Linked DNA regions of Mus musculus: regions 2 and 3 are each linked to region 1. Evidence: chromatin loops called from intact Hi-C (ENCODE). Cell type or tissue: heart. All regions are shown on one strand.

Region 1 (8,000 bases):
ATAGTGTGATGAAAGCTGTTGAGAGGAGACCACTCCAGCCCAGGTCAAAGCAATAGTGACTACTGCATTTAGATGTTATATTCTGGTCCCCAGTGTTGTTGGTCATCATTGGACTTCCTCAAATATTCCTAGTTCAGAATTGTATGTCAAAGGAACACATGCATTTCTCCCCTGTTACATATACAAGATACATTGAGTGCTTTGGGGGAATCCTAAAAACCCACAAACTTACTATAGCACTGCGGTGGGCATATGCTTTGACCCTATGTTTTGTGAGGCATTATCATCTTTGGCTCTAGAGAATCTAGAAAAACTCCAGAAAAGCTGCCTTGGCTGTAAGTGAGAGTCTAGCAAAGTTCACAATAGGAGGCCTCCATGTGGGACAGCTCGGTGACACGTGACTGAGGAGCACTGCCTGTCCCCACCTGTCTCCAAGATCCTCTGGGGTAGAAACTTCCATTTCTTGGCTAAACCAATTCCATCAGCTTGAACTTACAAACCATCTCTCTTCCTATACTTTTGTTAGAAAGGCCACCAAATATGCACATTGGCTTCCTGGCCAAAGCTCCCACTACAGGCACATGGGATCTGGATTTGATGTTTGTTTTTAGGTCACAAGGACAAAGTGGCTTCCAGACTTAGCCTCAGCATAGAGCAATATCTGCTCTTGCTAAGACCTGAACCACCATCAGAACTTGATAATATGGATGTGGAAGACCTCAGTGTGTGACCCAGCAGCCACCCTCAAGAGTGGCGCCAGTGGTATGGCAGCTGGGGAGGCCCCGAGTGTATGTAATTGAGGATGGACGGGGCCATATTTGGTGGCTAGAGGAGGACTCTCTGGTGACGTCAAGGAAGCATCAGCATATCAGCCAACAACTTTCTTCCAAGGATGGGTGCTTGGCAGTAGAGAATCCCACCGCCCCAGATATGGTTTGGGTTTGGGCCTCTCCCCCTCTTCCTTCCCTCTCCCCACCCCCCTCCCCTCTCTGTTATTCCTACACAGTGACTCCTGCTTCCCTCCCAGGTTAGGTTGCTTCCTCCTACCCAGCCCACCCCGCCCCCAGACGCCCATGAGCGTATTCGGCTTATTTCTTCCTCAGGACCATATAGAGTATGCCGATGATGAAGCTGAAACAGAAGCAGATCCAGGTCAGGATGAAACAATAGCCTTGGTGGCTGCTGGAGTTGAAGTTCCCTTCGCTGTGGGCGTAATGATGAGTGTAGATTGACACTCCAACCAGGATACACAGCCCTGCAAGAAAGGGGGAGCTGGCATGATTGGCATTGAAGTGAGTTTTTGGGGGTTTTTTTGGTGTTTTTATGATCCCATTTTCCTGGACAGCAATAGGAAAGTGGACTCTTTTCGTGTGTCCGTAAAAGGTCACTGTGTTGGTTTGCCCAGATTTGCGCTTGATGGTATGTTGGTGAATAAGAGATAGCTGGGCTCTCCTATCTGTACTGATTTGTGTGTAATGAAGAATAAATCATGACGCATCCTGATTTCTACCTGTCTGTCCGATCTGGGCCTCCATACAACTAGGTATGGTGTTATGAGAGAAGCCTGGCCTTTTACCTAACTGGGTGTTTCTGGAAAGAATGGAGAAGATGGTGCATTGCAGTAATTGTGCACATCATGGCAATAGCTGCATCTTCTCTGGGGATTCCCACCTTCTGTATTGAAGTGGTCCTGATGGTGCCCAAGCATATGGGGGTTCCTGATCCAAGCAGCAATACCAGGCCACCAACAGATAACTAGAGGAGAGAACAGCCCAGAGAGGCAGCTCCACACAGCCATGTGCTAATCTGAGGGGCAGTGACTGAAGCAAGGATGTAAGCTTTTCCTGTGGGACTATGTATGTAGCTCAGTATTAGGGTATTTGTTTAGCATCTCAAGGCCCTGTGCTCAGTCTGGAACAGTGGGGCGGGGGTGGGGGGGAAACTGATGCTCTCATGTAAAATAGACTCTGCTGCTCTGGATACTCACAGCACACCAGCATGGTGGACCCTGAGAGGAAGAACCGGTTTCCCTTCTCCATAGTGAAGAGCTGGAACACGAAGACCACAAGGGAGATGATGGAGAAGATGATGGAGAGGATCATGAAGGCTTGCACTGCCTTGATAGCATCTGTGAAGACAAGACAGAACCAGGAGCATTAGACAACCAGAGAGTCTGGACACCTTCCTGAACACACCCACGGTGTTCTAGGCATTGATGTCTGCATGCATACCTTCATTGCCGTAGGACAGGGAGCCGTCGCAGTTACCACCAGTGCAGTTCTTCCAAAGCCCTACAGATGCATTTGCGTAATCTGCAACCATCCAGACCTGAAACCAGGAGATGGAGTTGATTAAGAATTACCCTTCTGCTTTCAGAAGAGGATGTCAACACGTGTCAGGACCAAATCTTAACCAAGACGTCCTATGCAGCTATAAATACTGCTAAGCCTCATGTCTCTGTAGAAATTAGATCCCAGGTACACAAAGGTCCCAAGAGAGAGAATTGTGACCCCAAAAAGATATATTTTGGATTTCACTATTGGTGGTGCACACACACACACAAACTAACTAAAGAAATTCCACCATAGTGGTTTAAAATTCTGAAGTTCTAAGGAACAAAAACTCTGGGTGAGGAAATATATATTGAGTATGCACAATCTCCTTTAAAAAGACTCACATTTAAATCCCTAGCTAATGAGGAAAACAAGTTAACTCTTGCCTGGGAGCACCTCGCTGTGACTGCAGCACCCTGTAAATAACTCAGGAGGCTCCGGAATTAAAGCTTCCACTCAGATAGCAACTTTGAGACCAATGTAGACTACATGAGACTCCGTCTCAAAACGCAAAAACAGAAACAAAAATGTCTGGGGATCTTAAAACGGCTTAGCAATTAAGAACATTTATAGTTCTTACAAGAGGACTAGAGTGCGGGTCTCAGCGCCTCCACTAGGAGACTCACAACCATGTGTAACTCCAGCCTCAGGGAATCCAACATCTTCTTCACTGGCACTTGTATGTGCATATCCACACACATAGACATACTTTTAAAAATAAATCTTTAAAGAACAACAACAACAAAAAAAAAGATAAGGGAAAACGTCCAGCTGGAAACAACAAAGAAACAGAGGACTACTGCGGAGACAAGAATGAACCTGGGGCCCACAGGCAACCTTCCTCTATACAGAAGGGTCAGATGCAGACCATTAGAACATGCAAAGTCATTCCATGTCAAAATGCAGCATCAAGGGCTCCAAGGCAGAGGCAGCTAAAAGCACAAGGTGTGGCCAAAATGCACATCCCCAGGTTCTCCATCCCTTCTTGCCTGGACCAAGAAAAACAATTCCCTTCTGGAACAGAAGATAATTCTGTCTACACATGCGCAAACCGTGCTGAAACAGGAATCCCTAGCATACCTAATCACCTGATCTCTCAGCCCCCACATCAGAGCTGGTACTGGGTGAATAGGAAGCACATGGTAGCTCTTAATACAGTTTGACGTTTACCACCACACTGTTATCCTGTGAGGATTAGGAGTCTGCTTATAGAATGGCCAAATTACAAGCCTACAGGAGACAGGTTGGGCAGGGGTTATGTCCTATTTCATAACACTTAAACTGGCCTAGCTTGTATTTACACTCTGATGTTTGCAAAACCCCTTCTGTCTGGACTTTAAGACCTATTCACCCTTGTCAATCAACAGAGGAACCCGCCTTTAATACCAGCACTTGGGAAGCTGAGGCAGGCAGATCTCTTAAGATCCAAGCCAGTCTGGTCTACATAGTGAGTTCCAGGACAGCCAGGGCTACACAAATGAACTCTATCTGGAAAACAAAACAAAGCAAACCTTATTCACCCTTTAACCACAGCAAGGACTGTAGTCCACCCTGGAGCACTGTTTGTGTGTCTAATGATTGGCTGTCTTAACTTTAATGTTGTTGGTTGTTGTTGTTGTTTTGGTTGGTTTGGGGTTTTTGGATTTTTGGGTTTTTTTTTTCTTTCGAGCAGGGTTTCTCTCTGTAGTTTTCTGGCTATACTGAAACTTGCTACATAGACCCGGCTGACCTTTACTCACTGCCTCCCAAGTGGTACTAAAGGCGGAAGCCAACACACCCGGCAAAATGTGTAGCTCTGGCTGGCCTCAAACTCATGGTCCTCTCTCTTGCCTCTGCCTTCTTCATGCAAATCCTACCATCACAATGGGCTAGCTGGCTGCCTTGACTTCTAAGTTCAAGAAACTGGCTCATTTTGTCTAAGACAATACAAAGTGGGTGCTAAAAATGACCACTAGGGGTCAGAGTAGCCCCGGGTTCCGAGAGCAAAGACAGACTAGCGATCTCCGTAGAAGATCGTTTTATTTGATTCACGGGACACCAAGTTAATCCTACCAAATTCCATTTCACACACCTATTTCCACACAAAACTTGAATTTGTCAACCTCATAACCAAAGCAGTGTCCTTATTCTCTGATGTCTATCTATCTATCAGGAATCTGCGATCTAGCGCATGAGCAGATATTGTTAACCTGAGCACAGGGAGAGTCTGTCCCACGAGGGCGTCTTTGCCCTTCTGCCTGAACTGCACTTCTATTTTCTTCTACTTCCTCCTCTAGAGGAGACACGCCCATCCTCCAAACGCACCTCAGTGTCCACCTCCCGTGGAGAGGATTCTTCTCAAAGCTGAACCTCCCAACACCCCTAGAGGAATCACTTGTGGACTCTCGCCTTTTACACTTTGGTTATTTCTTCCCGATCTATGAGTATGTGTTTGTTTGTTTGTTTGTTTGTTTGTTTGTTTGTTTTCCCCTCACAGCTATTCAAGAAGTTCTCTGCTCTGTGATTTAACACTCCCAGCTCCCGTTTTTGTTTGTTTGTTTTTTAACCTTTTACCAAACTATTCCTAAGATCCTTCCTGGGATGAGGAAACAGGGGGCTGGGACTCACGTTGGCAATGGTGGAGACAAACAGCATAATGGCAGTGGCAATGTGGACCACAAAGAGACCAGCCAGTAGCACCAACATCTTGGCTTTTTGGTGACTTCTGAGTAGAGAATTCTGAAAACAAAAGACGGGGGAGACAGAAAGGTTATTGTCACAGTCAGTAAGACGCATCCCACCTTCTCATTTCAGGATCTCTGTTGACACAAGAAAGTGTGACAATTTTTAAAATTTAAAATTACATCAAAATGTTCTAAAACCTGATTGATACACATACCCAAATGCTTACTCATCTGTGTATAGACAAGTACTTCTGTTTTGCTCCCACATGTTTATAGATTCATCTCTTTAATATAATGAATATTCTACAGATATAATGAGTATAATTACAGAATATAATATTCATTATATTAAGAAGCGCATGGTATGCTTTATAGCAGCTGCTAATGTTTTGTTTGTGATTGACAGGCCAAAAATGTCAGGCTTTGAGTTTTTGGAAGATTTTTGTCACCTCCAGAACTCTGCAGCAGCATGCATGCCCGGTTTCCATTTGCATGAGGAAAGCATCAGTGCTCCAGCAAAATGCTCACCCAGCAAACTGAATAGAAACAATGAGTTCTGCAGCACACGCCACTATTACTCAACGGCCATAGAGCAAATTGGCTACTAATTTGATCCCGGATGAGACGTAAAATAAGAGAGACACAACTTCTGTTATTACAGTGCTCTTTGGCACCCAATAGTGTGACAACCTAATTACTGGGTAATGGCCCGGCCACTTACTGATTTAGCATTCCAGACTAATATTTGCAACACCTGAGCCTTTGGCCCTGCGTGCCTCTTGGTGGGGATGCTGTTATGGGTCTAGGGCGATGTTAGATTTCCTGCGGTTCAACATGACAGCTCTGGGGCTCCAGAAGTGTAAAGCTTGAGATAACACCAGATGTGCTTTTTGCTGGTGTGTGGTGTTTATGCAACTTCAGTCATTCAAGACCCATCCCCAAAGACAAACAGATGTATGAATCACCCTTCGGAAGAGTTGAACTAATATAAATTAACAATGTGCATGGATAAACAAAAGTTCTCAGCCACAATCTCAACAGAGACCACTGATCATAAAATCTAGAAGCTAAAGGAAGCGTAAGAGGGCACACATGGGGCAGCCGTGCATACCCTCTGTGTCACACCTATGACAGATGCAGAGTCAGCTCAGAGAGACATCAAAGGGAAAGGACTTGGAGGTGGGGGAGGTATTCACCCTCTAGGCAGGGAGTGTGTGAGGATGCACCAACCATAGAGGAGATGCTGTGTGCATCCTGCAATTGCTTGTTCCCCACCCCCCTCCACCTGATTTAATTGATGCTTTGTCTGTGCCTAAGCCACTTTCAAGCTACACTAGGTATTTATTAGAACACCGATACTATCATTATTCTGACATTCTGCGTGTCTTTTATCTCCTCTCGCTTTCTCATTAGCTACTCAAAACCAAACGTGATCTACTGCACGCCTGGGTTCTTGGCTCTTTGTACACACTGGTTTCTACTCTCCAAAAAAAATCCTCTTCCCCACTGGCTGCTTCCCTCCAACGGTGAGGGAGGCAGGCAGAGAATGTTCTCAATTTAACTGTGAATGGCAAAACCCGATGCCATTTTCCTGCTGCCTCTGGGGAGAGCCTGTGAATCCTCTCTCCCAACTTTCAAGTTCACTGCTGCTTTTCTGTGGTTCTCGCCTACCTCCGTAACTTCCCCCTTGGCTTTCATGTGTGGAGAAAAGGATTTGTTTTACTGTTTTGTTTTTTGAGTTAGAAGTTGACTTAGAATTATTCCAAGGGCTTTGATCTCTGCCTCCGTTTCCTCATATGTGAAGAGGGGTAATGATACCGACTATACCCAGAGGTGTGAGGCTGCAACTGGATTACGTAAGTAAAAATGCCTTCTGAAGCATGGTACAGTAAGTACCGTGTGTGTCACATGGTACTAATAACAGGGTTGCCGTGATTGTTGTTGTTGTTACTGTCTTTCTTCTATGAAGCAGAATGACTGTTACCAACCCGGTCCAGTTACTCAGTCACATGCCACCCCACATCAAAGTCAAGAAATAAGACATTTGCAGGGTAGTTCACCGGACAGCATATGGCTAAAATCACTTTGGTCCTCAGAAATTGACATTTTTGTCTAGTCCTCACCCCTCCAGTAGGGAGGGTATTAAGAACAGATCCTCTAGAGACAGTTGGCTTTTCTCAGCCCAGGCTTGCCCATCTAGAATAAAGCTGGCTCAGGAAAGAAAAGGACAAGAATCACATAATGGGAACTTTCCCCCCACCCTCCTCGACCCTGTAATGACTCTCGGGTTCATTTTGTTTATAATTGACAAATTTTCTCCTAATCGTGAAAAGTAGCTGAGGAGCCAAGAATGGACCATAATTCACCAAGTGAGGCCTCTTTAAATGAGTTGCCTGACAGGCAGGCAAATCCAGAAGTCTTTCTGTCTCCTTGATTGCCCTGGGACCCTATCCAGCAGAGTCCCTCTTGTTTCATCCTGCTGACAGCCTGGTCCAGTGGCCGCTCGTCATGTCTGGGCAGCATGGACACTTTGGGCTACTCCGTCTCTCTTCTTACCTCAGCGCAGGCCCAACTAGTTCTTGTCCCCTGCCTGCTGCCACTTGAAGAGCAGATGAGGAGATGCAAACCAAAAAGTGGCTCTTTTATCTGCGATAGGGTGTGTGTGTGTGTGTGTGTGTGTGTGTGTGTGTGTGTGTGTGTGTGTGTTCTGTGTCTTTCCTCTAAGGCAAGGAACAAAATATCTCAGATCAATGAGTATTCTTAGTGAACAAGACCCTCAGTTCTCTGTGCCTCTAGGCACTGTGTCCATCCACTGTGGAGGAGTTACTGAGTGACACACAGAACTTCATCTTTGTGTCAAGTTTACCAGTGTCATCCATTGTTATCTTAGAGGGGCTCCCATTATTCTTAACACCCCTCTTCCAAAATACTTGGAAACCCAATGGAACACTTTATGAAACTTCTATGTTGGATCACCCCAGTCTCTGTATCCAGAGAGTTACCC
Region 2 (8,000 bases), 82 kb after region 1:
AAGGTGGTGTTTTCCACCATTGCCTGTGTATTGTCTTTAAAAAAAAAAAAGACTTGGTCCACTCTGCACCCCAGGCTGGCCTAGAACTCGTTGTGTAGATCAGGCTCACCCTATATGGTTTTGTGAAGTTCACTGCACTTCTTGTCATGAGATGACTCACTCTATATTAATCACTTAGTGTGGATGGACAGTGCTCTAGACCTCTACCAGCTTCATGGGATAGTGAACCCTGCATCTCTCTCCATCTTTCTCTCTGGGGCCCTATAGCCCTTCGCTGCAGAACCACTTCCCACCATCTTCTAGCTCCCATCCAATTTTTCTGGGGTCCTACCAAAATCAAATAATATATCTTCAAGTTTAGACTTAGACATCTCTCCTTCAAGCCTAGTTTGGTAGGACATGCCTGTGACGGATGCCAGCAATCAGGAAGCAGAGGCAGGATGATTGCTGCAAATTCAAGGTCATCCTGGTATACAAAGTTAGTTCTAAGCCAGCCAGGGATACACCACTACATTGTAAGGTCTCCAAAAATCTAAGGGAGGGAGGAAGGGAGAAAAGAAGGGAAGGAGGGAGAGGGGGAGGGAAGGAGGGAAGAAAGGAAGGAGGGAGGGGGGAGGAAGAAAGTAGAGAGGGAGAAGAGGAAAGTAGTTCTGTTGCTATATAAATGTGACTTCTAGGAAACACTGGGTCTTACCTCAAGGATGGAGTGGATAAAGTCATTAGAGTGGAAGGAAAGAGTCGGTAAGTCAAGCATCTTGTAAGAACCTGCAGAGGCTAGGAGTGGTGGTACACGCCTTTGATTCTAGCACTCAGGGGGCAGAGGCAGACAGATCTCTGAGTTCAAGGCCAACCTGGTCGGTAGAGTGAGTTCCAGGACAGTCAGAACTACACATAGAACCCCTGTCTCAAGAGAAAAAAAAGGAGGGAGAGAGAGAGAGAGAGAGAGAGAGAGAGAGAGAGAGAGAGAGAGAGAGAGAGAGTTCCTACAGAGTATTGCTCATTGTTTAAGCATAGCATCGCCTTGTGAATGTCTAAAGATACAGTCATGGATGTTGCCTTTGATTGGGGTGAAGGAGGAGAAACTTAGTCACAATCGTGCTTGACTTGAGTCAAGGGTGGTGACTAGCAGGTAATGATGTCATGCGGGCAGTAGAGGGGACAGTGCCCACAGACTAGGAAGAGTCCTGAAAAGAAACAGGATGGTTGAATATTTACACAGAACGGGCCTGTTCCCACCCTTTCCTCTTTCCACTTCAGCCACCATGACTTCCCCTCATGGCTGGCTTCCTCCTGCTCCTCTTCCTCCTCGGTCTCTTTCCTCCCTGCCCTTTCCTCGATCTCCACATTTATTCTATGTAGGTTACAGAGGAAATGCATGCTCACTGTAGTCAGAGAGCATACCGGACACTTCTTGGGTCAGATTCAGAGAGCTACAGGCTGTTTCCTGCGTTTAGGGAACCAGAGAAAGTTCTTTCGGAAGGGCCTTGACATTCATGTGGGCATGATGTGGATGAAATCCAGACAGGCGAGATCCACTCGTGGTGATGGTGAGATCCACTCGTGGAGATGGTCACAAACAATCTGGAGGAGTGCACTCTCCTCTCCTTAGCGCTCCTGCAAGGACTGAGAGTCGGATCATAGTGATTAGATCTTTAGAACAGGGTGAGCGACTTTGCCTGGGATCCTAACAATGATATGGATTGTGCAGGAAAGAAAGATGGGCGTCTCCACCCTCCGATCTCACACAGCACCAGGCTCTTGCTCTTGGCAGTTGTAAGGGAGGTTGCCAGTGGTCCACTGTATTGTCTGTCTTCTCGCCTCTTGACTGAAGAGTTGACATCACCAGAATTCCAGCCAATACTCACAAGCTTCCAAGGCAGTGGCTGGGTACCACTCTCCCATATCATTCTCTCCCTTCTTTCTGTAGCTTAGAATGTGGATGTAATTGCTAGAGATGGTGCAACCTCTCTAGGGGCTATGGGATGAAACCCACACAGACAACAGTGTTAGGACTGAGGTCTGAGGCTCTAAGCAGTTGACTGACTGTACCAGCCCTAAACTGCTTTTCTTGCTTACAGGTGAAGAGAAAACAAATTTCTATCTTGTTTAAAATACTGTTTGTTTAAATGCTGTGTTATATGTGGCCAGATCCATCATAGTATCTTTTCAGGGGCTTTGAGTGTAACAAGTAAGTTATATTGAATAAGTTCTGTAAATTCCACCAATCCTTCATTAATCTCTCTAGAGATATCTAACCATGAAATTCTCTTTCCCTCTTTCTGGGACCTTGAAGACTGCATTTCCATGTTCCCTTAGTGTGTCCACTTCACACTGGATGACAAAATAAAAAAATGGAATGTCACCACTATTTCCAATCCCCATGCAAGGGTTTCTGGGAACAGCCAAACCACGAACTCACTACTGAGCCGAAATACAAGACTGTGTAACCCACGTCCATGGAGAGATTAGGCGGGATTCCACGTCTCCAGGTTCCTTGCTGATGCTTCAGTGGGAAGAGGCTCGGGAAACAGAAGCCTGCCCTTGTCTTTGGCTAGAAAACAGACATGGAAGCCAGCAAGGCACTTTTGAAGAGAGCACATCTGGCCATTTCAGGAAGTAGTTAGAAGGGGAGAGAAGGGAGTGGTTCAAAGAAGGGAGGTTGGGCAGCGGTCCCGATCTCTCTTCTCTGTGCCAGCCGTGTGATGTGCTTCAAGTCCAGCATGGCTTCCACTACCTTCATCCTCCAAGCCAACACAAACTCCAGATCACTCCCTGAATAAGTCTGCCGGCTGCTCCCTGTGTTTAGAAAGCTCAGCCTGCAAGGTGTAGTGCCATACACTTTTAATCCCAGCACAGGGGAAGCAGAGGCTAGCAGATCTCTGAGTTTGTTCTCAGCCTAGTCCACACGATGAATTTCAGACCAGACCAGCCGGGGCTCCACAGTGAGACCCTGTCTCTCAAGTAACTAATTGATGAATTAAACAGAAAAAAAAGTACACCCCCAGCCTGCATCAATTCAAATGACACCTCCATAGTGAAGCCTTCCAGATTTCCTCAGACAGTAACGGCTTTTCTCTCTGTTTCTAAACAACTACATGTTCAAGCAAGCTTCAGGCTAGCATCTTACATGCTTCGAATCTAACTGAAATGAATTTAACTTCAAGTGCTCAGTAAAAAGACAGTTCCAGAAAAGAAGAGAAGCATTCTTATTTCCATTTCTACAGAATACATCTTTTTTTAAAGATTTATTTTATTTATATGAGTACACTGTAGCTGTTTCCAGACACACCAAAAGAGGGCATCAGATCCCTTTACAGATGACTGTGAGCCACCATGTGGTTGCTGGGAATTGAACTCAGGACCTTTGGAAGAGCAGTGAGTTGCTCTTATCCACTGAGCCATCTCTCCAGCCCTACAAAATAATCGTATTCTATTTTTTTAATTTAAAATTTTTAAAATTTAGTTTTATACATTTTTTTAATTTACATAAACTACTTATTTTACTTTCCCCTTCCTTCCCCCAGCCTCTTCCGGTTCTCCTCCATCCAACTGCTTCCATGCCCTACGCCAGCAACCCCAGCACTCCTAATATGAAACAGGAGGATTGTGGTTGAATTCAAGGCCAGCCTGGCTACCTAGTCAGACCCTGTCTTAGGGGTCCAAATAATAACGCCAATAAATAAATACAATTTTAAAAGGCAGTTCTTGCTGAAATTCAGAGGGAAAAGTTATCCAAACTTCACTCATGGGTTTGGAAGAGCAGCCTTCTCGCTATACATGCTGACACTGGACTAAATCCCTGACAGGATGAGGCTCCTCCGCCCAGCCATGTGACGGACTTCTCCTTTTTCTGCCTTAGCCGGAGTGTGCGCATGGTATATTGCGCATGCGTGGGTGGGAGTCCGTGGACCCATAAACAGGCAAGCAGCAAAGGCTGCTCCGCAAGCTCTAGGGATCTGTCCGACTCCTCCCCGCCCCCACCCTCAAGACCGGGTTTACAGGCACAAGGCTAGGTAGGAGAAGGTAAAGCCACTGTCCCCTTTCCACCATCTCAGTCCTCCAACGCCACAGTACCTAGAGCCAGCTCCAGACTCGCCACCAAGGAGTGCTCAGAGCCAGGGAACAGAGCCCGTGCCTGGAGGGGATCCTGAGGAAGTCGTGTCCGTCTTCCTTATAACTGGACGGCTGCCTCCTCGAGGAAAAGCCTGTCCAGCTGTAAGCTTCTGCATATGTCCTTCCTTATTAAGGGGAAATAAAGGAAGAACGGGAAAATAGCCAATCCTTCACTAAGAAAATAAGTAAATATTTATGTTCAGTTGATGGAGAATGTTGACACTCAATGGGCAAAGGAATGCAGGTATGATGCAGCGTTTCTCCCAATTTTAGCATCTGATTAATCACCTTGGATCTGACTATGGGAGAGGTTCCAGGTCAGGGTGGGTAGTTGTGTTTTAATTATGCATTCAAAAGATAAATAAAAAATAGCTAGCAATATCAAAACCATGTCTTGTTATCTGTAAGAGGAGAGTAACGAAGTTGTCTACTTGTCCATCGGTCCGTCTGTCCATCTTACATAACTGAAAGTCTTACGCCAGCGAGGCGAGGTGCTGGCTCTGGGTTGATTTGGGTTCTGTGTCAGCTGTTCTGTTCAATTGACCTCTTGTGCCTGCCGGAAGGTGGCCACGTTCTGACCTCATCCCTGGCATGAGTCAGACGGAGCTCACTGCCCTGAGCCCCCTGGTACCTGACTCAGTCCCCAGCCTGTCTGTAGAAGGTGTGAATACCCCAGAAACCATCTCTCAGCCATGCCTCCGCCCCTTCCACAAAGGCCCCTGGAGGACTCCAGTTCCAGCAACCAGCCCTTCCAGTTGGGCAGAAATTTCCTGTTCTGGCAACCAAGAGGCATTTCATTTTGTTTTATTTTAAATGCTCAGTACATTCCCAGGCAGCTCCACCCTCCTCTCTAATTCCATTAAACCTAGTCCTCTTGGACCTTTATTTTCACACATGAGAAGCCGGAGGGAGGGTGTGGAGAGAAGCTGGCAAGATGAGGCTCGCCCTGTGAGAAGCTGAAGAGAAAATAAAGGGTCGTGTGCCTCCCCATTCTCTGTCTTTCCTTCTGCCTCAAACATGCCACCTCCAGTCACCAAACCCAGTTAAGCCCGTGCCCAGTCTTCCCACTGCAAGAAGCACAGGCTGTATTAACTGAGCTAAAATACATAGTGCTACACACAGGAGCTGGCAATAATTAAAGGGTGAGGCAGACATCTGTGTCTTCAGACAATAACACATGTGCACACTGTTCTTGATTTAAAATTAATAACCATGTCATGCTAATGTAACTGATGCCTTGTTTGTTAGGGCTTGTGGAGAAAGAGCTATTGCGTACTCTAAATTCATGGAGATTATATCTTCTGTTCAAATCTTTTAAGTCTTCTTCATTTTTTTTTATGGAACTCTTTCTAAATATACAGTGTTATTCTCTGCTTTGCTAAGCGAAGTTTAGGCAGCTTAATTCATTACCCTTTGTGAGGACACAACTCTGTACCCAAGGGCCTGGGGGAACGTGCAGGTAGAGTATGCAGGTAGAATATGCAGGTGGGGTGTGAAGGTGGGGTGTGCAGATGGAGTGTGCAGGTGGAGGGTGCAGGTGGAGAGTGCAGGTGGGATGTGCAGGTGGGGTGTGCAGGTGGGGTGTGTAGGTGGAGTATGCAGGTAGAGTATGCAGGTGGGGTGTGCAGGTGGAGGGTACAGGTGGAATAAGCAGGTGAGCATGCACATGAAAGATGCTGGCTCCTACTCTGTTTGTGGAACAAATGTTTATAATATCCAAGATTGAACTTTGGTAAAGAAAATCAACAAGCCCCTGAGTTTGGAGGATCTGGGGTATTCTCTTTGTCTCTTACATTCCTCTTTGTGCTTTTCAACCCTCCTGAATCCTGCCTCACGGTGAAGCTGCTAGCTTCTTGCCATGGTTTCTGAAGTCCTCCACCATTTATTCTAGTTTGCTGAAGATCTGATAAGTGTATCCAGTCAAGCTGGAGTCTGAAGGGCCTCTCCGTGTTTAAGAAGGGCAGAATGCCAACAGAAATGCTTGTCTGGTTTTCTGTTCATTTGTTTTGAGTTTCACGTTGACGTATATTAAGCTAGGTGTGGTGGTATACGCCTCTAATATCAGCACTCCAGAGGCAAGGGGATCTCCGTGAGTTCAAGGGCAGCCTAGTCTACATAGTGAATTCCAAGACAGCCAGGGTTATATTGACAGGACTTGTCTCACAAAAAAAAAGATGGATATTAATTATACATGATAAGAGGTTTCATTAAGATATATTTTCATGTGTATATACATATACATATGTATATATAATATATTTTGGTCATCTCCCACCCTCCTCTCATCCCGATAATCAGTCTCCTTCCTCTTCCCTATCACTCCATATTCTATTTTCATGTCTTCTGATTTTTTTATTAATTTATTATTATCATTATCACTGGTGAACTGTGAGTTTAATTAGGCTTACTTATAGGAGTGGGAGGTGTGGGGGATCATTTTATGATGTAAGATCTCATTCTGTGGTCAGGCTGCCTTGGAACTTACTATGTAACCCAGCTGAGCCTCAAACTCTCAGAAATCCTCCTGCCTCCGTATTCCAAGTGCTGGAGTTACGGGCATGAGCAACCACCAGCCCCAGCTCATTTTTGACGGTCGTGCTGGCCTCCCTAAGAACTTGCTCTTGTCTCTGGTATCTGAGTTGAAGATGACTGAGCCTGCTATAAGCATCTTCCCCAGATAAGCCAACTGTCCTAAGAGGCACAACAGAACTCATATAAATGTGTCCCACAATGGGTAGACTTATCTCACCATGTGTCACCCAGAAAGATGGCTCCTGATGATAGAACCTGACACTTGTAAGACAAAGCCAGCCAGGCAAAGAGAAGCTCAACAATTCTGAAATTACAGGGGTGTGCCTCCCCCAGACTACGCCATGTGTCACACCTACCGGTGCCCTGGGTCTAAGAGTCTTCCCCCTCTGGATCCATGAGTGTCAGTATTTATCGCAGAATCAGTCTAGCAGGGCTGAGTTCCCAGAGTCCCAACAGAGCTTTAAGAATGTGAGACTCTCATCTTTATGCTACAGGGCTTGGAAAACAGATGAACAAACCCATGGAAATTTTGATTTGCATTTTGAGGAGGAAGAAGTGTAAGTAGAAAAAGAGGGGAAAGGGAAGAGGGCAATGGAAAAAAGGAAGACAAACATCACTTGCTTCCTGGCCTACATAAAATCTGTATTGACAAATACAGGGCACAAAAGCTGTGGTGAGACCGTCTGAGGACAGCGACGACACCAGGAGGAGGAGAGTGAGATAGGAGGGTACTGGGCATCAAACATGACCACAGTACAATGATATGCATATATAAAAGTATTGTAAGGAAATTTTTAGATCCTATCATAAGGATACTTTTGTATTATATCATAAGGATATGCATATATAAACGTATTGCAAGGAAACCCATCACTTTGTATATTAACTAATGGTAACAATAAAGACCCCCCTGATGCTTCTAGTTTACCAAGAAGTGATTAGACTGCAGTCATGCATCCCATCAGCCCCAGAGGCTAACATGATAATCCAATCCAGGAGGCAAGTGGGAGGACATGAGGTAGGCTAGCCTTGGATCCAGGACTCCTGCTATTTGGTGAGACCTGAGACCATCTCACACTCGAAGCAAATCCATTAAACTGTGGAAATCATTTTCTTCCCTCTTCCAGGTCTAGGGAGCCAGAGTTCCTTTGTTGACTGGAGTAAGTCAGGGCAGGGCCAGGGGACAGAATTCTTGGGCCTCATGCCTGAGTCAACAAATGCCTCACCGGTGACCTTAGCCAGGCTGCCTGAGCCCTTTCGGGTTCCAATTTGTAGCTATAAAACAACCAATAATTTCAATTCTCTGCTCATGGCACAGGGAGGGGTTTTGCTAGCCCGTGTTTGGAAAGCCTTGC
Region 3 (8,000 bases), 210 kb after region 1:
CATCCCTATTTCTGCTATTATCCATGTAGCTCTTTCCAGTTTCTTGCTCCAGAACATAAGAAGCTGGAAGTCCCCTGGAGATGCCCATTGAATCCCAATAGTTGCTTATATCATACCCTACTCCCTCGTGTGTGTGAGTGGGTTTTTCTTTAAATCCACCTGTAGGAAACTGTATCAATGCAACCGAGTTCTCCAAGTCAGTCCTATTCAGGGAAAAGAGGGTATAAAATGGCACACCCTGAAAGGAAGTATGGTATGTTATGATATATGATATAATATGATATGATTGATATATTGTATGTGACTGCACAAAAGAGTCAGAGCTGATGAAACAGAATGAACTGGGGGAAGCCCACAAGGGCCTGTCTGTTCAGACCCTTCTTAGTCCTTGGTTGTAACAATTCTTTTCTTTTTATTTTCTTTTTTCTTTTTTTTTTTTTTTTGTGTGTGTGTGGGGGGGCTGGAGGGTCATGGTTCAAGACAAGGTACTTCTCAATGGAGGAATAAAGGCTAACAGGTCACATGGGGCTGGCAGATGGTTCAACAGGAGAGGTGCTTGCAGCACAAGCCAGGAAACCTGAATTCCGTCCCTGGTGCACTGACTCCACAAAGCTGTCCTTGACCTCCACATGTGCCCTGTGACATACGTTTACACGCCCTGCCCCACACATGAAAATAAATTATTTTTTACAAAATCAAGATCGTTAAGACAGGAGGGCGGTGGTGGGTAGTTGGCAGGTGGTCGCCATGTCCACAGGGAGCGTGACACTTCCTGCTGCTGGTGAGCGGGCCTTGGCAAATGGGATTAGCCAGCTCCAGCTGCGCTTCTCTTCCTGTCTCCAGTGGACCCAGGTGGGGAGGTCACTGACAGCAGGGGGTAGGGGTGGGGATCCTCGGGGCGCTACAGCTGCTGCTCCTCCTTCAGGAGCCTTGGATGCCGTAGCTGCCAAGATCAATGCTATGCTCATGGTCAAAAGGGAGCTCCAGTCGGTTTAGTGGGGCTGCTGTGTCAACTCGAGGACGGTTCATGACCCCTGAGGAGAAGACCAAAGTGGAACTTGGAGACCGTCCATCATATCTTCATGTTCAGCGATAGACTCGGGAGTTAGTAGGCAGAGCTGTAAACTGAGTCAAAGAAATAATAACCAATGGAGTGGTGAAGACTGCCACAGGAACAAGTCCAACTTTTAATGGTGTAACAGTCACTGTCTATCGCCAACCAGCTCCCATTGCTCGGTTATCATCTGCTATTAACCAGAAGCCTCCCTTCCAGTCAGGAATGCATTATGTTTAAGATAAACTACTTGTGGGTCTAGAACATGTTGTGCCCACTTTTAATGTTAAGGAGAAAGTAGAAGGTCCCAGCTGCTCTTATTTGCAACCCGCTCAAATTGAAACTGGGGCCAAAGTCTTCCTACGAGGCAAAGGCTCAGGCTGCATCGAGCCAGCATCAGGCCAAGAAGCTTTGGAACCCATGTATAATTGTATCAGTCATCCCAGGCCTTCAGGCTACCAAGCCTGCCGCCATGAAGCTCTGCGTGAATCTTTTGCAAACAGTTCATGCGGAGTATTCTAGATTGTGAATCAAACTAATACTGCTGTACCATGACCAGGCTATACACAACCCTCTGCTATAAGTAGCCTCCCTCCTCAACCACATGGATGAGTGTGACTTTCCATGTAGGTGCTGGAATCCAGCTCTCAGCAAGAGCAACTGCTGAGCCATCTCTAGGCCAGTTAGAGAGTTAGAGAGAAAGAGAGTTAGTTAGACAGTTAATTCTTGAGGCAGAGCTGCATTTCGTAGTTTAGGCCGATCTGAAACTCACCCTATACCCCAAGATGGCTCGAATATTCAGGCATAAGCTACCACCCTGAGCTTTGAAAAAATATTCTCAAAATCAACATAACAAGCCAGTCATGGTGGCATATCCCTGTAATACCAACACTCAGAAGGCTGAAGCAGGAGAATAATAAGTTTGAGGCTAGCCTAGGCCACATGGTGAGATTCTAGTTGAACAAACAAGCAAAAGAAAGAAAGCAACATGACGATCTCCTATAAATTAAATCATAATTTAGTGTATGTTGGTGTATCTAATAGTCAACTGAATGCATAGTTTTTCTTTTTTTTTTTCTAAAGATTCATTAATTAATTTTATATATGTGAGTATACTGTAGCTGTACAGATGGTTGTGAGCCTTCGTGTGGTTGCTGGGAATTGAATTTTTAGGACCTCTGCTCACTCTGGTCAGCCCTGCTTGCTCAGTCTTTGCTTGCTCTGGCCTAAAGATTTATTTATTATTATACATAAGCACACTGTAGTTGACTTCAGATGCACCAGAAGAAGGCATCAGATCTCATTACAGGTGGTTGTGAGCCACCATGTGGTTGCTGGGATTTGAACTCAGGACCTTCATAAGAGCAGTCAGTACTCTTACCCACTGAGCCACCTCGCCAGCCCCAACATAGTTTTTCTTCAGTAACATTTTGTTTCTTTCTTGATGGTACATAAAAATAGTGCCTCTTAATATAAATGGCATTTTAGTGTCAAGAAACAAAGTATGAACTAATTAAACAGCCACTTATTATACACCAATGAAAGAATCTGTAATGAAGCTATGGGAAAGCCCTCTTTTCATACGCAGTTAATAACGTGAGTATTTCTTCCCACCAAACTTGAGGACATCGTTATGACTATTGCTGAGACTTCTGCCTAGCTCAGCCTCCACTTCCCTTTGTCAAGGAGACACACATACACATACAGCAGCTACACACAACGGACGATTCAGATCACAGCTCAGTAGCAGCCAACCTAAGCCATTTCAGCCATCAGGTTCAAGGTGCACGAACAAATGTCACATGGGCAGGACATTAGAACAAAGAGGAACCTGTTCCACTGGTCATAAAGACACAGGATTTGAAGTGGCCTTTCAGAGAAGCCAGATATGAAGGGGGTAAGAGAGGGTCCATTCCTGCGGGGTCAGGGGGTTATAAACCACGAGCTTTCAGTGGTTTGAAAAACCTGTTTATTTTGATTCAGACTTCCTCTTTTTCTCCCTCTGCTTTTGTCACTATATTGGTACTATAACAATAACAATTTATTATTAATTATATGTAACATATAATATGTACAATATTGTGTAAAATATTAATATATAATATATAAAATTTTATGTTAATAATAATATGTTGTTATGATCAAAAGCAACTCTGAGAGGAAAAGGTTTATTGTTTTCTTACAATGCTCCACACTTGGACACAATGGACACACAGTCACATTCCATCACTTAAGGCAGGGACCCAGAGGTGGGAACTGAAGCAGACCCCGTGGGGAAGTCCTGTTTAGTGGCTTGCTCCTTAGGTCTTCTTGCTCAACCTACTTTCTTAACAACTCAGAACTGCCTGCCATGGGGCAATACCATACACAGTTGAATGGAACCTCCCATCTCAGTCATTAATCAAGAAATTGCCCCCGCAGACTGGCTAACAGGTGATCTGATGCAGACAAGCTCTCGATGGAGGTTCCTCTTCTCAAATAACACTTGTTTGTGTCAAGTTGACCAGGACAGATAGCATATAAAGCAATGGGCTTCACTATGACAGTTTATGTATATATCATTTGCATATCATTTGCATATGCATTTTGCTCCTATTCAGTATCTTCACACCATTCCCTCAACCTCCCCACCCCCGTAAGATGGGTACATGTACAACTGTGATACTAGGACTGTGTGATGTGTGTAGATTTAGTATCTAGTACCCTAATAATATCTGTGATACTATTATGTGGTGTGTGTATATTAATGATCCTAGAGTGTACTAGAGTACAGGTAATATTTACAAAGTACTTGGCAAGAAACAAACACTCAAATAAAATAAATCCTGACAAAATCGGTTAGGTTATAAGGGGACTGAACGAGCTGTTGTTTGGGCAAGTAGTGTGAAACTTGTGATTAATACACTGTTGGGACTGGAGGGATGGCTCAGCTCTTAAAGACGCACACTGCCTTCAGAGAGGATCTCAGTTCTGTTCCTAGCACCCACCTTTGGGACCTCCTGTGATACTAGCTCCCAGGGGAATACAACGCACCAGTGTGCGCGCACACACCTTAAAGTAAAACCATTTTTAAATGCACTGTAGAGCTTGTTATGGTGACGCACTCCCATAATCCTCAGCTCGGAGGAAGCTGAGACAGGAAGACAGCAGAGTTCCCAGCCACCCTGTTTACAATAGTGAGTTCTGGGCCAGCCTGGACACTGAGACCCTGCCCAACAAACTAAAAAGACAAAGTTAAAAAAGAAAACAGTAAGAAAAAGGTTAAGAGTGGCTTTTCCATCCCCTTAGAAGATGAAGCCAGGAGTGACAGTGATCACTTGCAAGCCCAGTGCTCCAGAAGCTGAAGCGGAGGGATCCTCAGGCCAGCGTAGGCTGCATAGCAGGACCCTGTCACAAAAGAACGAACACGGTTTGTTTTTAATCATCTGTGAGATGCAGTGAGGTAGGAAGAGGGTGACTAAGGAAAGTATACACAAAGTGGGGTGCTACAGGCTTGAACCAGCTCCGCACCCAGGAGACTGGGCTCACGTGGGTGGAGTTTGGGGGACGCTGCCCAGGCCACGCCCGGTGTCGCCCAGTGGGCGGAGACCGCCGCAGCCCCGCCCCAATCGCCTGTCTACTCACGCGCTTACTGCCCCTCGCCCTGTGGACCTTACTGCCAGTGAGTGTACGCTCGATCGGCCAGACCCCACGGCGTCACCATGTTGGGCATGATCAGGAACTCACTGTTCGGGAGCGTGGAAACGTGGCCTTGGCAGGTTCTAAGCACCGGGGGCAAGGTAGGCCGGCAGGGTGTAGAGGACCTGAAGGAGGACTCTGCGCGGCCGTCCCCACCCTGGCCGGGGCTGAAACTGGTGCCGCGGGGCCATGGGTGGGACTGTGACCGAAGCTGCATTCCGGCTGGGGCCGCCCTGTACTGCCCGGCGCTTGCTCTGGGAAGGAGGGGAAAGAGCAGTCTGGCTCAGCCAGACCACTGACGCGGAAAAGGATCCATCTTGGCGAGTGGGACACTGCCTGTTGCGTGCATCTGTCCATTTAAGCATTCCAAACCGTCTGAACTCCCCCCCCCCCTCTTAGGGCAGAGACCCACTCTGTCCCAGGCTACCCTGACACTGGCTGTGTAACCTAGATTAGCCTCGAATTCTGTCGCAATATTCCTCCCACTTCAGCCTTCCCAGAGTTGGGACTACAGGCATGACCCACTACGCCTGGCTACATTCTGAACAATTTTGTGAGAGACACATGGTTGCAGCAGGCATATCTGCTAGGGAGCCATAAGGGGCCCTTCAACCTGTGGGCTGCTAAGCTCCGCTTGTGTGGGAGTTCCCAGGCAAGTGCCTGTGCAAAGGCTCAGAGCTGCACGGTTGCAACTGCTAGTGCTGGATGCATGGAGTGAGCGAGGAGACTTAATCACCTTGGTCTACCAAATTTGCATCGGCACCAGAGGGGCATCAGGACACCCGGTCAGCTTTCATGAAAGTTAGGAGTTTGGGTACTCGGGTATAATCTTGAAGGCATGTATTTGATTATTGGTTGGTTAATATTGGGAATTAAACCTAGAGCCTTGTGCAAACCAAGCCGAGTATTTTGCAACTCATCTGCTCCCTCAGCCTGACATATATTTTATCTCAGGACACTCTCTTATTATAATGATTCTGGATAAAAGGCCCGTGTTACCTGGGGGCCAAGGTCTGGAACCTACTACACTGAACCTCACACAAAGCCCACAACTCAACTTTAGTCTAGACTCAGCCCTCCAGAGTTCTGTCAAGCCATCCTTCCCCCTCTCAGGGGCTCCTCAGTTGTGTGTAGAACAAGCAATTGAAGCCCTGATCACGCAGGGACACGAACGAGTTCAAAGACAGATAATGAAAAGGAGTGAAATGGGCTGGTTAGATTATACAGCCTGGTGGCAACTGAAGCGTGCTGAAAGTTGAACTTCCCCAGGACTAGTGTTGCCAAATCTTTAAGGAACTCCAGATACCCAAGTTCTCTGTAAGAAATCCCCCAATTAAAGAGTAATTAACAAATAACACTTTTTGTGCAGGCCGTGTAGCTGGAAAATGAGGATTAAGGGTGGACAAAACCAAACTAGATACAGTGGTTCATGTCTGCCATCCCAGAACTCAAGAGGCAGAGGCAGGAGGATTGCCACAAGTTTGAGGCCAGAGTGGGCTCTGTGTGAGTTCCAAGCTGGAGCTCTATAGCAGCAGAGTAGGTGAGTCTATGTCACAGTTCTGCCTTTGTGAAGCTTAGGCTCCTATAGCCAATGAGCAAATAAGAAATACACACTGTGGGGCCAGGGAAACGGCTCAGCGGCTAAGAGTGTGCACTGCTCTTGTAGGGGACGTGAGTTCAAGTCCCAGCCTCCACATCAGGCAGCTCACACCAAAGTGTGAGTTGCCTGCTGAAAGACTTATAGTGTAGTTAGTAGTTACCTCACTAAGTGTTTATTAAACCAGGCATGGCTGCAATCCCAGCACTCAGAAGTGGAGGCAGGAGGGTTGTAAGTAAGTTATTTAACATCTCAGCTACCCTAGCCCCCAGGTTCTTCAACCGTAAAGGGGAAAGAACACTCCCTCTGACAAGCTATTAAATATTCAAAGATAAGTGTAAGCTTTGTTTTTTTACATAGACTTGGGTGGGCTGTTGCAATTCTAAGGAGAATCTCTCTCTCTCTCTCTCTCTCTCTCTCTCTCTCTCTCTCTCTCTCTCTCTCTCTCTCTCTCTCTCTCTCTCTCTCATAATTATCTGCTTTATCCTACAAAGAGTCTAGGTCAGATTCTGCCATCTATACCCCTGGCAGGTAGAAGGCACACTTCAGGGGCCCCATGCCAGACAGGCTTCACAATATCCATGTGTTCAAGACTGATTCCAGTCCAACCTTATCAGGCTCTTCATTGCTCAGGGAGGGAGGGATGGGGAGCCCTCTGTGCTTAGTTGGGTGGGTCTTGAGAATGCTTGGGACAGGGCTGATAGGAATGACTGATGTCATTCGGCCCAACCTATGCAAATATGTCCAGACCAACAGCCTGGGTTTGAGTCCTGGCCCCACCATCTGCCCACTGTGACCTGGACGTGGTACCTAACCTCTTACTCCCCAATAGCTCTAAAGATGAAGGCTGAGGCACTAACACCGTGGGCTTGTTGGAGGCAGCGATGGATGACTGAATTCACGTTAAGTGTTTCAAGGAACAGCAATGCATAGAAAGTCCTCTTAACAGTTGCTTCTTATCAGAAAACAGCCTTCTAAACATCATCATATGGACTACAAGTAGCCTGAAAAACAAAAAACAAAATGACCATAAAGAGGACTTGAATAGCCCAGAGCAAGAGACATTCTCTTAAGGCCTTTGGAGTTTGACCCTCACCCAGTTTGCACCAATTGTGAAATATTGGCTCTTGAGAGCCTCAGCCACTGGGAGGTGGGGGAGAGGACGGCTGCTGTTGTGTTCCACGGAACAGGAGAACGCTCTGGTGTGATTGATGTGAATCAGCACTGTTCACACAGGTGGCTGGTTCTTCCACTTAGATAATACATCCATATAGAGCTCTGTATAGAATTGGTAGTTTTCTAGACAGCATCCATTTTTCTTTCTTTCCTTCTTTCTCTCTCTCTCTCTTCCTGTCTTTCTGCTTTTGCTTTCCGTTTTTATGAAATAGGATCTCCTATAGCCCAGATTGAACACTTGATCCTCCCACCTCCACCCACTAGGTGCCTGGAATGGCGCACACAACCATGCCTGTCTTACATCCATATTCATTCATTCATTCATTCATTCATTCATTAGTTTTTCTTTGGAGTGTTGGTTTTGTGAGACAAAGTGTCATGGAGCGCCAGGCTGAGCCTCCCAGTGCTGGGATTATAGGCATGTCCCACCACACCCAGTTAATGTTCATCTTCTACACTTAACTCTTCACAGTGGTCCAGTGATGCAGATGGCAG

The links. Peaks named below come from ENCODE experiments on the same cell type or tissue, not always from the same donor. Only the 100,000 strongest peaks of a DNase experiment are listed, where the experiment ranks them.
Region 2: a loop joins it to region 1, with 2.2 times the contacts of the local background. A loop is called at or near these places in 2 of 42 quality-filtered maps.
Region 3: it touches region 1 in a loop (2.1-fold over the local background); 20 of 42 quality-filtered maps call a loop at or near these places.

What each region holds. Positions count from the first base shown.
Region 1 is chr6:135,374,229-135,382,228 of GRCm38, reverse strand. It overlaps Emp1 (epithelial membrane protein 1), which reads right to left. Exons shown (of 5, transcript NM_010128.4): 2 at 4,941-5,051; 3 at 2,232-2,328; 4 at 1,988-2,128; 5 at 1-1,255. The coding sequence starts at 5,018. The coding sequence ends at 1,089. Among named protein-coding and RNA genes, the nearest start is that of Emp1, 15 kb to the right of the region's middle. In heart, no CTCF peak of the experiment used is centred here; no DNase peak of the experiment used is centred here; H3K4me3 peaks cover 446 bases; H3K27me3 peaks cover 349 bases.
Region 2 is chr6:135,292,434-135,300,433 of GRCm38, reverse strand. All of the region lies in intron 3 of Gm36640 (a long non-coding RNA gene), which reads right to left. Among named protein-coding and RNA genes, the nearest start is that of Pbp2, 14 kb to the left of the region's middle. In heart, no CTCF peak of the experiment used is centred here; DNase peaks (open chromatin) are centred at 3,883, 4,723 and 7,863.
Region 3 is chr6:135,164,853-135,172,852 of GRCm38, reverse strand. It overlaps Hebp1 (heme binding protein 1), which reads left to right and starts at 4,638. Exons shown (of 4, transcript NM_013546.3): 1 at 4,638-4,833. The coding sequence starts at 4,756. It also overlaps the pseudogene Gm34391. RefSeq lists an enhancer at 6,925-7,198. In heart, no CTCF peak of the experiment used is centred here; DNase peaks (open chromatin) are centred at 4,182 and 4,662; H3K4me3 peaks cover 1,764 bases; H3K27ac peaks cover 3,646 bases; H3K27me3 peaks cover 309 bases.